2 separate regions of the Mus musculus genome follow, and region 1 is linked to region 2. A link is a loop called in an ENCODE intact Hi-C map of the cell type or tissue named here. Cell type or tissue: left cerebral cortex. All regions are shown on one strand.

Region 1 (8,000 bases), 80 kb before region 2:
GGAAGGATATCTGCGCCCAGATAGATAACACCTGGTCCCCATGGTGCCTGCTGAGGCAGCACTGTGATAGAGATCACACAGTCCTCTGCCTCCTAGGTCCCCACCTCCACCTTAGGAGAAAAGGAAGATGAAGTAAAGTTTAGACGTGAGGAGGGCCACCCAGAAGAGATGGTGTGTGCCAGACCTGCAGTGGAGCTGTGGGTGTGAGGGAACTGCACTTGGAGGAGGGCTATGCATATATGGCCAAGGGAAGGGCCAGGGAATGTGCTGGAGCCTGTCCAGGGTGGGCTTGGACCACTGGCCTTCAGGGCTCCTAATCTCCATGCAGGGCCAGGAGTGCTCTGCTCAATAGGCCAAGGTCAATAATGCCTTAGTGGCCCAGGACAGCATGCAGAGGGGCCAGCCTTGGGGCCCCAGCTCTCCTAGGGCCTAGCCCTTGGCTGGGGTCTCCTTAGCCCCTTAGGACACAGCCAAATGTTGAGCAGCCACAGCTACCCAACACTGCAGAGCTCTTGGACTTTGCTGCTCTCTGCCTACTAAGTGTCTCTGAGGCTTAAGGATGGCCTTGAGTCTCCACTTCTGTTTTCCCCATAAATACTGGAAGGTGGTTGTGTGTAAAATGGGAAGATAACATGTCTGCGAATCCTCCTGCCCACTGTCATAAATGAGCTGCTCGTGCGTGCTGCTAGCTCCTTGCACTGTATGTGGCTGAGACCGGAGGCGCAGTGTGTCCTCACTGCATCTGTTGTGTTGACCCTCACCTGTTTCCCTCATCCCTGCTTTTTGTGCTACAGCAGCTGCTGTAGATTGTGTGGTTTGACTTGTACGGAAAGTACCCTCACTTCAAAGTTCTCGTCACGTAAAGGGGAAGCCAAGTTGGACCCAAATTCTTGAGAAGGAAGCAGACGTCCTGGAAGCTTCTGTGGTGCACTGTGGGCTGCTGGGGCCGGCAGAGGCCCGAGCTGGCCTCGCAGGAGCGCGCCTGCGCTCTGCTGCTTCCCCAAGGTCAAGCTTTCCAGTTTCTGCAGATAACTGATCCAGTGATCAGAAAGGGGGAGGGAGTTTTGCAAGGCTGCACGACCTGTTTAGCAGCATTGCTGGGATTCCAGCTTGTGTCTGGCTTGTTTCTAGAAAGGAGTGCTGTCCTCATGGAAGGCGACTACAATATGCACTGCACAAGAGAGGGCCTCAGCATTTCAGTTGGCCAAGTTCCCACACATCACTGTTACCGGATGTTCTGGTAAAGATGGATCATCCTATGTTACAGGAAAATCACTTGTCAAGAAATTGTGCCCATGACAAGTGTTTCAGGCCAGAGGACCAACTATTAACGAGAATGGCCTCTGCACTGGAGCAGAGTAAAGCTCTTGATCTTCCGCCTCACCTTTACGTAGCAGTAAGATCAGTAGAGAACAGGGTCTCATTGGCCTCTTCGTTTTATTTAGCTGCTTATTTACTCATTTATTTTGTCCCTGCATAGGTGAGACGGAAGGCCTTGCAAGAAGAGATTGATCGTGAGTCGGGCAAGACAGAGGCTTCAGAACCCAAAAAGTGGACAGTGGGTTTGTCGGTCAAGACAGAGGCTTCAGAACCCAAAAAGTGGACGGTGGGTTTGTTGTGGGCTTGCTATCCAGAACCTAAGGTGCCCAGCTGACTAGGCACAAATTGGTCTGAGCCAGCTTCACTCCTTCTAAAGGGCTGCTAAGGAGCTGGCCACTGAGATGTGCCCCCTAGGCTGTTGTGGACAATGGGGTGACCTGCAGGCTAATCTCAAGGGGGTCTTTATAGTTGCAGGAAGTACCCAAGGAAGGCTGTTAGCAGCATGCAGGAGGAGTGGGATTTGGGGCTAGACCTCTTAAGGCACCCTTGGGAAATATCCAGACCCTATCTGAGAAGGTAGGAGATGATATGAGGGCCATGGACTTGGCCACCTAAGTTTTACAGCCTGGCCGTGGCACTGCCTCTTTGTGCCTTCAGTCAGCTTCATAAGCTCAGTTGCTAGCTGGCATCTACTGGGCTGGCACTGTGCTGTGTGCGGAGGTGTACAGGACCCTCCTCAGCAGATTCTGTGTAGTGCCTGGAAGGGTGGTTGTTGGCATGGCGTGCTGTACTAGATGATTAGAAGTCAAGCTTCTCAGGACAGGTGACACTTAGCTTAAGACCCTGAATATGGTGGCACTAGTCCTTAGCAGACAGGGCAGTGGCAAATGCAGGACCCAAAAGTGGGAGTGGACTCAGACTGAGCCCTTGTAAAAGCCAGGCTGATGACAGGGTAGCAGGAGCAAGCTAATGTGTCACACCATTACAGTCCAGGACCACAGGGAAGTTTCTACTAGGTGATGATCTGAGGGAGCCACTGCAGGGCATAGGTAGGAAGGGGACTAAGAGGAAGAAAATTTTACGGTATGTGTGGGAGGTGTGGCCATGGACTTGGAGTGAATTCAGGGTGAAAGGGGAGGACCACACATACCTGGAGGGAAGGCCAGTCTACATACTCTGTTTTTAGCATCTTGTTCAACAGATGTTGGCCCATCTTCTAGAAGACTTTGAGGCTTAGAGAGAGAGGTTGTGACTTGATCAGCCACACAGGTGGGGCTTCATCCCAAGCTGCATAACTTCAGGGTCACTCAGTCTTCGGGACCTGAGCCAGTCTTACAAACCTGAGGTGGAATGGGTCTTGGAAAGTTCTCACATTTCTAGCAAGAAGGATTTGTACACTGGTGATAAGTAGAGCATCTCTGCTTCCTGACCTTTATCTTGTTAGACTAGAAGAGTTCCTTGCTGGTGAGTGCCATGCTGTGGAGGATGAGGGAAGGGTGATGATGTGCTCTGTACTACGGAGAGGAGGAGAAGGGTTGGGAAGTTGATTGCTCAGTGCTTAAAGCACTTGCTACTCAATCATGAGGTCCTGCCGGGCGAGGTGGCACACGCCTTCAATCCCAGCACTCAGGAGGCAGAGGCAGGTGGATTTCTAAGTTTGAGGCCAGCCTGGTCTACAAAGTGAGTTCCAGAATAGCCAGGGCTACACAGAGAAACCCTGTCTCAAAAACAAAACAAAACAAAACAAAAAAAAACCAACAACAAAAAAAAAATCATGAGGTCCTGAATTGGAATTCCCAGAAGCCACGTGAAAGCCAGACACATAGCACAAGTGTCTGTGATCTCAGAACGCCTATGAAGTGATAGTCTGTTGCGTGACACTGATATATGGAGGTACAAAACATATCCTCATTCCACATAGGGAGCCAATGTCAGACCAAAGCAATGATACCACCAAAGCCTGATAAACAGCTTAATTGAGGTTGCAGGATCCTGTATGGGTTACTTAGAAGAGCGTGATAGCTGAAAGGCAGCTGCATTACCAAGTCTACCCTAGCATGAAGGACATCTCATGAAGGCTAGAGCACTGGAGCATTCTATATGACTTGCAGGCAGTTCAATAGACATGCAGTCCTTACTGCTTATGTAGCCTTGAGGAGGGAGGGGCCTTATGAACCTGCCAAGTTTCAGGATTGCCTAAGACTTAGTGAGTTGTTTACTTCCTCGGTCTTAATAAGCTCCCCTCTCAGAATGAACTGCTTAAAGTCAGAGGATCAGTATACAACACAGGCTATATAGGAGGATCGCTGGAAGCTCGTGGCCAGCCAAGCACATGCAGCAGAAAAATCAATAGAGATCTTGAAGTGTTCTTGCTATCACCATGTGTTGGGAGAAGGTAGAGCACAGATTAGCTTGGTGTGCAGTGATATTTGTTAGAAGCCAATGATGGGCTCTCAGGCTGGTCATTCCCGAGTTGGGAATCATCTGAATATTATCACCCCCATTAAGCTCTAGGCCTCATTTCCTCACCTGTAATGTGGGAATGAGTAGCCATATTGAATGAGACAGTTCATTGCGTGGCTGAGAGTGAGGGAAGCTTTGGTCTTCAAGGGCAATGACAGCCTTTTACTTTCCACACAGGGAACCCAGTTTGGCCAGTGGGATACTGCCGGCTTTGAAAATGAAGAACAGAAGCTAAAATTCCTGAAGCTTATGGGTGGCTTTAAGCATCTGTCCCCGTCATTCAGCCGCCCTCCCAGCATGACTATCAGGTCCAACATGGCCCTGGACAAAAAGTCTTCAGAAATGCTCCAGCAGAGTCTGCAGCAGGACTATGACCGGGCCATGAGCTGGAAGTACAGCCACGGGGCTGGCCTGGGCTTTAACTCTGAGGCCCGAAAGGTCTTCTACATTGACCGGAATGCCTCCAAGTCTATCAAGTTGCAAGATTAAATATTATTGTCTTGTTCTTCAAACTGCATTTCTTGATCAGTTGCATCCGTCAAGTTGGCTTGAAATAGTCACCTGCAGTTATTGAGGACCAATAGGAATTGCTAAAGCCTCCTATTTTCTATGTTAAACATTCCACCTCCGGGTGACAGTATTTTAATAGTAGCTAGCAGTTGTTGGCACGTGGAGGGTCCTGACTATTTTCCTTGCATTGTTACACTAATTATGGAATGGGTGCTGTTCTCATCTCTATCAAGTTCAGGGATAAATAAAGTAATTAAACGGCCTAGGGTCACCTTCCGTTAAGTGCCATCAAGAGTACATCACCCAGAGTCACTCAATTATCAGTGCAGAAAGCAAGTGATATGCCATGACTTGCAAGTTTGTTTTCCTTCTCCCTTATCAGGAGGCAGGTGTGGTGCAGCAGGCAGACGTGGCCAGTACCTCTGAGCTGGCTTCTTTCCAGCCGTCCTCCTTCCATCTGACTGCTGTGCTTGGATTTGATGCTGCTGTATTGGCTGGATCTCAAGGCATTTTGGACAGTAGGTAATCCTGCGTATGGACCCATGACAGATTCTCAGCAGCATGTTTTGTGTTTGTGTTCACTAGACAGAAGACCTTGGACACTTGTGTGATGAAATCAAACATATAAGGGGTGGAGAAAAAGATACTTTGCTGCAGGCACCATACCCTCCCACCCCTCCCTCCCAAATCACAGCAATCTTCATGGAGCTCCTGATACAGAGACCCATGTGACATGATTTTCTCTCCCACCAGCTATTGGCAGTCTGGTATCAAGGTTCAGAGAAGGTTACTTTCCTGTTTTGGCCTGATTTCTCACAGGCAGAAACACTGGGTGGGGATGGAGGTGTTTGATGCTGCACTCAGCCAGGACATTCATTCATCCTTCCAGCACCGTCATCAGTGTTGATGCCTTCATGCTGCTAAGAAGATGAGAGACAATTCCCAGCATTCCAGAGATGGGAGAAAACCCTCTCTACAACTAAAGAAACTTCCGGCAGTCCCTCAGGGAACCTGTGATGGCGTCATTCAGCTTTGTAGTTTTTCCTGTATCAGCCCCCTTGGTAAGGAGATGCCCCTCAGGCCAGCCAGGGAGAGGGTGAGGTGTGCAGTACTGCCAAATGGGCAGCAGAGGTGTTGCTGTGCCCCCTACCTTGTTCCTGTCCTGTGGGCATAGGCCATATGTATGGCAAAGACCTGTTTACACCACTTTCCTGGAATGAACTTGGCTTCTCATCAATTCAGCCTCAAGATTCAGAAAAGACCACTTCCAGTCACGTCAATGGCAGAATTCTGCATTTGAGTCAACTTCCAGACAAATCTCCCTCGGCCTTGGTGAACTCTGGGAACCATCTGCATAACTCCAATAGCTTGTGTTCCCCACAAGTCACATTCCAGCCTAAGTGTCTCAGCTCATCAAAAACTTGCACATGGCAATCTTACGGGTGGTAGATGGTTTTCTATCTTATGTCACATATGCCTTGGAAGCTGTCATCAAAGTGTGAGAGCCAGATCTTTTTCTTAGCTGTTACACATACCTCAGTGCTGAAAGACTTGATTTTGTAGCTTGGTACCTCAGCGTTGACTTAGGTGCTCCACTAGCCCACCTTTCTCTAAGAATTGAAGTCTGTAGTCTATCTCCAAGGCACTGGAGGTAGGGTCAGTGATCTAACACAACCTTGAACTTGACTGATTCTCTCAGGCATTTCTTACCAGCTTGGTGGCACTTAAGCAATATCCTTGTCCAACAGTCACCAAAATCTCATGATTCTTAACACTTGTGCTTGAGCTGATTTCTGTGCTATATCTGCTTGGGCCCATGAGGCCCTGCCCTGAGGCTACATGTACAACCAGACTAACCTGTGAAAAGGCTCTCTCAGACACAGGTGTCCCTGCTCTTAGTACTACTTGGGTTATGGTAGGCAGGACACACACATACCCAGCAGAAGGGAAATTAAAGTCACTAATCACATGCTGCTATTATTATTGTTGTTGTTGTTTTTTTGAGACAGGGTTTCTTTGTGTAGCCCTGAAGACCATACCATGCTAGCCTTAAAAGTCACAGCGATTCACCTGTCTGCCTCCTGGAGTGCTAGGATTAAAGGTATACATCACTGCTGCCTGGCTTCCAGCCACCACTGGCTATCAGATAGATTTGAAATCAGATCCTTGATAACCTGAGCAGGTTCTTTTCTTCACAGTTCCCTAACTGATACGTAGCAGAAGATTTAGTGTGGAAGACACTTGGGAAGGAAAAGGCCACAAGCCAAGATCACAGGCAACGTACAGAAGCCATGCAGCATCTCTTTCCACCAGAGTACCCACAAAAGAACTTAGACATGGGGATACCTTGACCTAGCCCAGAGAAACCAGTGAGTTCTGACCAACAGCAGTCAAGACAGTAAAACCACAGGAAGTCACTGTGCTTGTAATTTCTTAAAGGAATAAGAACCAGGAATCACTCACAGATGGACATGAGGCATCCTGTTTTTCATTTCCTAAAAGTCTCTTTACATGTCCTTCTCAGGGGAAGTAGATGCTGTTTGTGGAGGCGGGCTTCAAAGACTGGACTGTCAGTAACACTTCTGCCCAGGTCAGCAGACTGTTGCAGGAGCCCCGTGGTATGTGTACCCAGTGTGAGGATAAGCCGAGGTTAACACAAGCAGTGGGAATTCCCCAGGCCAGTGTAAGCTGCTTATGCTGTTATCCTGGGCAGCCTTGAGGCAGGAGAGTAACGTACAAAGGATTATTTATGAATTTGCCAGTTATTTTTGAAAGAATTAGCATCACAGTGAAAGTGACATAAAATAATTTTAGTAGAAACAGTTTGGTGAAATAAAGGCCATTTGGGAGTATTTGAACAGCACCATAGTGCATTCTGGGTTCTGGCATGTTCACAGCAGGAGGAAAGGCATTTTTTAGCATCTGGTTTTTGTTTTTGAGACTGGGGCTCATATATCCCAGACCAGCTTCAAACATGTAACTGGGGACCTTGATCAGATCTTGATCCTCCTGTCTCTACCTCCTAACTACTGCCGTTCTAGGTCTGCACCTTGGCACTCTGTCTTATGTGGGGTCTTGTGTCTGCCAGGCAAGCATTCCACTGACTGAGCCATATCCTTCGCCTCATCTGCTCATTTTTGGTTTGGTTTTTGTTTTAAGAAATTGTATCAATTCCTTGGGCTGGAGGGTATTCTCATCAGATTGGCCCCAAATGTATATACAACAGTAACCCTGCTCTTTGTTGTTGTTGTTTTGTTTTGTTTGTTTTTTCGAGACAGGGTTTCTCTGTGTAGCCCTGACTGTCCTGGAACTCACTCTGTAGACCAACCTGACCTTGAACTCAGAAATCCACCTGCCTCTGCCTCTGCCTCCCAAGTGCTGGGATTAAAGGCGTGCACCGCCACCACCTGGCTGTAACTCTGCTCTTAAACTAGTAAAGACACAAGCTGTGTGTGTATGTGTGTGTGAGACTTAATAACTTCTACTTTCTGAGGTTAGTCATGTATAGTATTTCAGATAAATAAAATCCATGCCTAAAGCACAAATATAGTCTTTTGAATGTGTGTGTTTTGCCCTGACTAGTTTTGAGCAACCCTGCTTCCACCTCCCAAGTAGCTGCAACTTGAAGTATGTGCCACCAGGGCAGTATAGCCTGAAACACAGCTGAGCCAAACTTGGATGTATTTTCACAGGCAGTAGTAGGTTCC
Region 2 (8,000 bases):
ACCACACACATACACACACACACACACACACACTGGATTAAGAAGGGAGAGGGGGGACAATGAGATGGCTGACAACCTGAGTTCAATCCCTGGACTTTACACAATGGAAGGAGAAAATTGCGTCTCAGAAGTTATCCTGTAACCTTCAAAAGCTTGCTGCTGCGGTGTGGGAGGAAGGGTTAGACAGAACCCTTAACAGCCAGACAGAGAGGGAGAGGAGCCGTGACTAGGTAATGAAGATGGTGAGCTTCCAAGATGGCTGGCTTCTGCTTACCCTCCTGTCAAAAGCCTCACAGCACAGAAAAAAGGCCTCGAGAGCAACCTCTCTTGCCACCAGGATCCCCACTGGTGGGCTAAGTTCAGTGGACATGTTTATACAACAGTTGTCTAACTTTCTTCAAACTGACCAGCCTTACATTAGTAGAAGACAGAGGGCTGTTCTATCTGGGTGCCTGTTCTTCTGTCTGCCCCTCTCTGTTGTGTTCCACATTCCTCTGCTGCCACCTGCCATGCTCAACATCTTCCCTGCCTTCCCACTGTTATCTGGCAGTAACAGTAGCACGTGTGTGCCTTGTCTCCTTCACATTATAAATAAATGTCAAAACTGTTTAAAGAAGTGTGGGGGAGGGATGACTACATAGTAACATACACTACTTTTCTTCTTCAATTTTTCCTTTTTTCTTCTCTCTCCTCTTCTTTCTCCTCTTCCTCCTCCTCCTCCTCCTCATCTCCCTTCTTCTTTTCCTCCTTTTTTTTTAAAAAAAAAAAAAACAGAGCCAGTCTTTCACCATGTAGTGCAAGCTAACCCAGAATCCATGATCCTCCTGAGTGCTGGGATTACGGTATGAGCCACCGAGCCTGGCCTGGTGTGTACTTGGCATAACCCTAAGATATCCTAGCGTTCTCCAAACTCAGGAGAGCTAACCACAGTTCAAACTCCTGAGGGCAACGAGCTCAAGAATTAGCGTCTCCAGTCCGGGAACTGATTCAGACGGAAAGAATGAGTGCAAATGTCACCAGCTTCCTCCCCCACATAATTCTTCAGGCAGAATTCTGCAGAGAAATTCAAAGCTTTTCTCCTAGTTTCAGTTGAGAGTCATTCCTCAGTTCCCTGACGACTGTGGACCAAGTTGTCCTCTCCCTCTGGGCTCTCAGTACCAGAGGAAAGCATCAAGGGAAGATGTTAAGGGAAAGGGAAACACAATGACCAAACCAACTGCAAGAAAACAAAAGCCTGGGCTAGCCTGGGCAACATAGCAACCTGCCCCAAAACAAAAACAAAACAGACCCTGATCTGTACTGCTCTCAGCTAAAGCAAAATATTCCAGTTAAAATTGCTAACTACTATATTCAAATGAGGAAAACACCCTTTGATGTTGTACTTGAGTTTGGGTAAGACCAATTAGGGATTTTTTCCTTATTTGGGCCTAACATGTTGTTTGGGGAAATGGCTGTAGTAGACAGAAAGTCAAATGACTCTGAGGGTCGGGTGGGCCATCCAAACAAACGTGTTTATTTTGAGACAAGGTTCTGATAAGTTAGCCCAGATTAGCCTGCATCCTGCCTTAGCCTGGGGTTCCAGGACTACAGGTGCCATCGCTAGCCGGACTCCTTCCAAAAGTTCGTTCTTCATAAGCAATTGCATATGAACCAATGTGAGAAGCAGAAAGGTGTGGGCCACACCGAGATCCCAGTACCTGGGAGGTGAAGCACAAGAATCAGAAGTTCAAAGGTCATCCTCAGCTAGAGGGACTTCAAGCAATCCTGGGCTATGAGACCCTGTCTCAAAAACCAACCAACAAGGAAATGGGATTAAATGTATTTATTTTATTTGTGGTGGGGGGGGCACAGTGAACATCTGAGGGGGTCAGAAGAGGGTGTCAGATGCCCTCGAACTACAGTTATAGCTGGTTGTGAGTCCCCATCTGGGTCCTCTGCAAGTGTTCTTGACAGTTGGCCCATTTCTCCAAATGACCCCCCCACCCCCAGAAAAGGATTTGAAATCCTTGCTAGTAGGGCTGGAGAGAGCTCAGCTACTGAGGGCACCCGCTGCTCCTGTGAAGCACTTGAATTCTTTCCCAGCACCCACCCGAGGCGGCTCACACTCCCTGTGCCTCCAGCAGATCCCACCCCTCTCCAGGCCACACAGGGCTTCAGGCACACCAGTAGTGCACAGACATGCATGCATTTAAAAAAAAAAATCTGTTGTTGCGAAAGAAAACATACAAGTTTAATTCTGGCAGTCGGCTGAGGTTTGATACCCATGAACCACATGCTGAGCGTACATTCAATAAATAAATGTGTATTTCCCAGACCCCTGGCCAGCAGAGATGATTTTCCCACAGGGCTGGCCTCTGTGGGACTTTCTAAGCTCCTAAACTTACCAGAAGGAGACACTAAAATCTTGACTACAGTGTGGGGGTGGGGTGGGTCGGGTTGGAGGCACAGAACTGCTGTACGAGCCACAGAAGGCTGAGGAGGTACAGCATTACACTAACGTGCAGAGGCCCAGTCCATCTGGAGCACCAGCTTAACCTGGGACCAGTCTGAAAAGTTATTAGTGGCTTATATGGCTTTGGATGTGCAGTAAGTCTTATAATCCCGTGTCTTTTGTCATTTCTCATTTCTTTTTTGCTTTCTTTCCCCTTTCTGCAGTGTTGGAGATGTTCTATAAGCACTCTACCACTGAGCTGGACCCTCAGCCCTTGGGGGTTTACAGACAGGATTTCACGACGGAGCCCAAACTAACTTTGCACTCACAATCCTTCTGTCTCCGTCTCCTGGGTGCTGGTATAGGCTGAATTCCAGGCATGTTCCTCCACACCGAGCTACCTAGTGTCTTTTCTTTTTATACTCCGAACTCATTTCAGTTTGCCAGCCACATCTCAAGTACTCAAGAGCAACACGGGGCTGGTGGCCACTGGACCAGACAGTGCAGGCACAGCTGTGACCCTTCTGCACTGGGCCTACCCTTCTATGGCGAGACCAGGTAGCTCCAAGGGCTAAAGGGCTCATATAGACCTAAAGCTGTGTACAGCTGTTTCCTTCTGAGAGATGTTTGTATCAAAGTTTTAAGGAGATGGGTGGATAAATGGGCAGGTGAGTAGATGGATGGTCAGTGCGAAGACAGATGGGGGTGGAGCAGGGGGGTCAGGAGGGCAGGTAAACAGATGTGGGGGAGAGATAGATAGAGGATGGCTGAGAGGGTAGATGGATGATATCTGGGTGGATGGACAAGGAGGGCCAGGGAAGGGAAAGAGGAGGAGGGGGGAGAGAGAAGGGAGTGGGGCAGGGAAGAAGGAAGGGAAAAGGTTAAACTATGGGTCACTGCCACTATCACTGTCTCCTTGTCCCTGGGCAAGAACCGCTGCCAGGACCAGGATGAGGGACGAAATGACAGCCCAGGCAGCCGCTGCAGCTTGTGTGAGCTGAACAGGGCAAAGGAAAGGAAGCCGTAGCTGAAGATGCTGCATCTGAACACATCGTCACAATTGCTCCTGTGACAACACAAGTCCATCATCCACCTGTCCCATTAGAACCTCCTGGGAATTTAAAATTGATTGGCAATGAATTTAACGCCAACATCATTTATGTATAGGCTGAGGAGCTGGGGCATCTGCTACTATTGATTTATCGGACATCCCTTCATACATACGCAGTTTTTACTTAAGCAATTTGCTTCTTGGAGAGAAAGGCCCATATGAAACAGGAGCGTGGCTCTGAGCAGCAGCAGAGAAGTTGACCTGTAGCCAGGTCTCACTCCACCCTCTCCCCTTTTCCTGCATTCTAATGACTTGCCTGCTTGCAAACCTTCTGATGGCTCCGGACGACAGAGACAACCAGACTTCAAACACGTTTCTTTCAACACATTGAATTAAAAACCTTATCCATTTTCAATAAATCCCGACTTGATTAAAACCGTCTAACGGCGGTTCTGAGCAGGCTGGTGCCAGCAAGCCCAGGAAGCATGACATTACCTGGCAAGGCACTGCGGCTGTCCACACACATCGAGGAGATGCGCTCATAGACCAGCTTTCCTAGGACAAGAAGACATATGGTGTTGACGTCACACACCACAGGAGCAAACACTAAATAAATGTTACTAATTAGAAGCAGGAAAATGGCACCTGGCAGCAGGCATTCACTCGTGAGTGTATGCTGCCACCTAGTGGCACACACTTTTAGCCTTGGTTTGTTTGTTTTTTTTTTTTCCTGCAAAGAGGAAGCTGATTTTCACACGAATTCACGGGGTTTACCTAGGTAGTTAGGTTAAAAATAATTACAGAATGTTGTAGCCCTCAAGATTCGGGTCAGATATTCATTCTCTGATCTCACTGACTTGACTTCTGACCACCGGCCACTTATTTACATCTGCTGGCCTAAGCTGGGCATGGCTGGAGCTGAATCCAGTGTAGGGCACTTTCTGTGAAGTGTGGGGACACCTCGCTGCTCTGGCCTGAGTTCCAGGTTCTTTTTCTCTTCTCACTCAGGTGCTGATCGCCTCTGGCAGGGTGGTAGCTGGGAACGCACAGGCCTGGGCCCGTCTTGGAGCTTTGAAAGTCAAAGATTTGGGGAATGTGACTAGAATGTGAACTTTGGACCACATTGCTGCAAATCCTTGTGCGTGCTCAGGTGTGGAAGACACTAATTATCCGAGTATCTAGAAATGGTGGCCAGTGTCTGCTAGACCAATACTTCTCAGGCCAGCATGCGGCAGAGCCCTGGAGCCCCTGGAGCCCCAAAGATCACCATCTAGTGTGATGTCTCTGTCTATCCCAGGGGCTCCCGCAGAAGTGGTCTGGGTGCAGCCAAGATATGTCAGAGATGTCAGTGTACAGCCAAACTGAGAAGCCCAGCTTAGAACCTCACCCTATACACACACACACACACACACACACACACCCTGCAGACTCTGGAAGCCTCACGGAATGTGCTCCAATGCCAGTGCCCAGGCCCACTGCCTCTTTTCCTTCCTATGTTTTTCTAACCCAGGATCACAAGGGTGAAGAGAGAGAGGGAGACATTTCCTCTCTGCCACAGGGACACAATGGACAGAGGCACTGCTTGTCCCTGAGCACGCTGAGGAACAGCACACCGAGGGAGGGACTCTTACAAACTCCTTTACTTCCTATACAAAAGCCTGCCACCTCTCTAGAAACAGTCTTCAGGAAATACACCTCGCACTGTAAGCAGCTGCTAACTATGTCATTTCTGGCCAAATAACTTGTTTTTCTTTTGTTCGGGTGGTAGACACTGTCTGGGGAAATAACCATCTTGGCTAGAGTTCATTCTGCATGCGTGTGCGTGTGGAGGGACGGATGCCTGCATTGCGCATGTCCATGAGCAAAGATGAAGGTCAGGGGAGAATGTTGGGTCTCCTCTGTGACTCTCTGCCTTTATTCTTTTGTGTTGGGACTCTCATCAGACCTGGAGCTAGGCTGGAAGCCACCATGCCCCAGTGACCTTTCTGCCTGTGCCTCCCACAGCCAGCTCCGCCCATCCCTCACGTAGCTCCTGAGGATGTGAGCACGGGTCCTCACGCTTTCTCGGAAACCTCTCGCTCCATGAGCTGCCTCCCCAAGCCTTGGTTCTTTTCCTGACTAGTTTCTCACACATCGAAGACACCGTGACTGAAAACCACAGCGGTGACAGTGAACACGCTCTGAGCATGAGCTCTGTGCCCAGCACTACCCACGATTATTTACCATGTCCTGCCAGCAGCATTTAGGAAAGAAAACTGTTCTGTGTTCCTTACATGTCCGTTCAGGTAGTTCTCTCCAGAAAGTCTGTAACTTTAATTTTTTTTTTCTCAAAACCTATTTTAAATGATGGTTCTTAAACACTTTAACCTCTCTGCTAGCCCACCACCAACCAGAGGTGGTGGAAAAGAAAAGATACAGGGGAAGTGGACCTGTTTAGAAAAGTTCTTTAGAGCAGCTCCCATCTGTGTTGTCTGGAAATCGGCAGTTCAGTTCACAGGTTAGCAGCGGCAGCTCGATCCACTTGCAAACACTTCACAGATACACCAGCAGCACAGTAGAGTCAGGATAGCAAACAGGAATCGGCAGTGGTGGCACCACCTAGCAGGGACAGGCAGGCCCCAGCCTCAGCAGGAGTCAGCAGCAGGAGGGATTTGCACCAGCAGGGACATCAGAAGTTCTCAGCTGTGCCTCTCTCAGGAAAGCCGAGATCAGCAAAGATGCAAGATCAACAAGCGTTGCGCAGCTAGCCCTACCAGCAAGCCAACTCAGCCTTCGTCACTGTCCATTGAGTTCCGTTTATTCTCCCTCCAAACATCACGTGTCCTCCATGGGTCTTGCCTCAGCACATACGTCTGTCTCAGCTGACATCACTCTGCCAATCAGCCATGAATCTGAGGACGCAACAAAAAACTGCAGCACGCCACCAGGTTTTTGGTGTGTTTCTCTATGGAGTCCGGACAAATGGAACTCAAGAACACGTGTAAGGTGGACCAGTACATGAGTGTCATTAGCGAAGAACCCCTCACCATGGGTCCTTTCATGTGCTAGCGTTAGCAGAGCATCCTCTCACCTCTCATCCTCTCACTCATCTGCTTCAGTTCCTTCATGAGGCTGCCTGAGCCTTTCACCTGTGTCCACTTCAAGAAAACTCTCCTTTTTTGCTCCAGCGAAACACCAACCAACACAACTGACTCTCCAAAGAACCCTTAAGTTTCCACTTCAGTGTCTCCTATGCACCATTTCACAGGCAGAAAATCTGAATCTCAAACACATGACTGAAGAAGAGGCAGCAGCCAGGGAAGCCAGCAGCCCGCCTGCGCCTATGGCCTCCACTGAAATGCCTGTCATACTTCTGCTGTGTTCGTGCATCATGTGTGATGCCTGGGCCGTGTGCCCTGTGGTCCTGAACTGCAAGAAGCTCCAACCCTAGCTCATCACGCTGACAGCAGAGACAGGTTTGCTAGAACAGCACATGGCGAGACTGGCCACAGGACTCAGGATTTGTATCCAGACAAGGCAAGGCTCTCTCCATTTTTAAAAACTGGAGATGTGTAAGCACCATCATGGCCAGGCCCATTCCCCTTTCTCTGGCAACAACAGTACATGTTTGTGGGCCATCAACTCAGGCACTGGAAGTCAGCCTATGTCACTGCCAGATATCATGACCCGAGCCAGGCCAGTGAGGCAGAACCCAAAGGTCTTTGCACGCTCTGGGACCATCAGCAGTAATGATCTTGAGAATGAAGTCACCCCAAGAGAAAGTACCCGAAAGACAAAAAAACTCAATTACACCAAGTCCCTAGATCCAGCTGTACCTGAAAGCACTCTTGGATCTCCAGCAGGCTAGAAGGCTTCTTGTTGGAAGGGTTACAGACAAGACGTGCTGTGCTGTAAGCTCATGGACTCTGCTTTGCTAAGACATGAATGCCTCCATCTGACCTCCAGCTCTCGGAAGCTCACCTGTAGGTTCCTTCTGATGCCTCTACACTGTATTTACAGCTCAGAGTGCTGCTGGGCCAGGCAAACTGTTCTCCTTCAACCACCCCCTGCTACGCACCAGGCCACGGGGCCCCTGGGCCTTCAGATTAGTCTCTTCGCCTAGAACTTTCCACTAAGCTTAAAAGATCACTCTGTCTCCTACAAGAAGTATGAAACCAGGGTAATCCCAATGACCTCAGAGACACTGTGACTGCCATGTAGGAAAGACAGATCTGTGCTGACTGAAGACACAGGGAAATGGGCAAGCCGTGGAGAACTTCAGTGCATGCAGAAGACGCCTAGCTGTCCAGATGAGGAATGTGTCGTGTCAGTACCAGTTCCTGAGGCAGACACTGCAGGGCAGGGAGAGTGCAGGGAAGAGAGGCTGCGCTCCTGCGATGGCTCAGACCTTCACTGTCTCCTCAAGGACCATCTGTAAAAGGTGTGGGCTCCAGCACTGTTCTTGGGAGGTGTGGTCCCTTTAAGATAGAGGCAAGTAAACCTTACAGGCATCCAGAGCAAAGCCCCTTCTTTGTACCT

The links. Hi-C counts contacts between places; a loop is a spot of excess contacts. Peaks named below come from ENCODE experiments on the same cell type or tissue, not always from the same donor. Only the 100,000 strongest peaks of a DNase experiment are listed, where the experiment ranks them.
Region 1: a loop joins it to region 2, with 2.8 times the contacts of the local background. A loop is called at or near these places in 13 of 42 quality-filtered maps.

Annotation. Positions count from the first base shown.
Region 1 is chr7:118,842,055-118,850,054 of GRCm38, reverse strand. It overlaps Knop1 (lysine rich nucleolar protein 1), which reads left to right. Exons shown (of 5, transcript NM_023197.3): 4 at 1,481-1,606; 5 at 3,961-7,838. The coding sequence ends at 4,272. Among named protein-coding and RNA genes, the nearest start is that of Iqck, 9.7 kb to the left of the region's middle. In left cerebral cortex, a CTCF peak has its summit at 7,942; a DNase peak (open chromatin) is centred at 4,727; H3K27ac peaks cover 32 bases.
Region 2 is chr7:118,762,402-118,770,401 of GRCm38, reverse strand. Vps35l (VPS35 endosomal protein sorting factor like) reads right to left here. Exons shown (of 31, transcript NM_027815.4): 9 at 3,978-4,037. Among named protein-coding and RNA genes, the nearest start is that of Vps35l, 26 kb to the right of the region's middle. In left cerebral cortex, a CTCF peak has its summit at 4,161 (motif pointing left); DNase peaks (open chromatin) are centred at 507, 970 and 4,089; H3K27ac peaks cover 278 bases.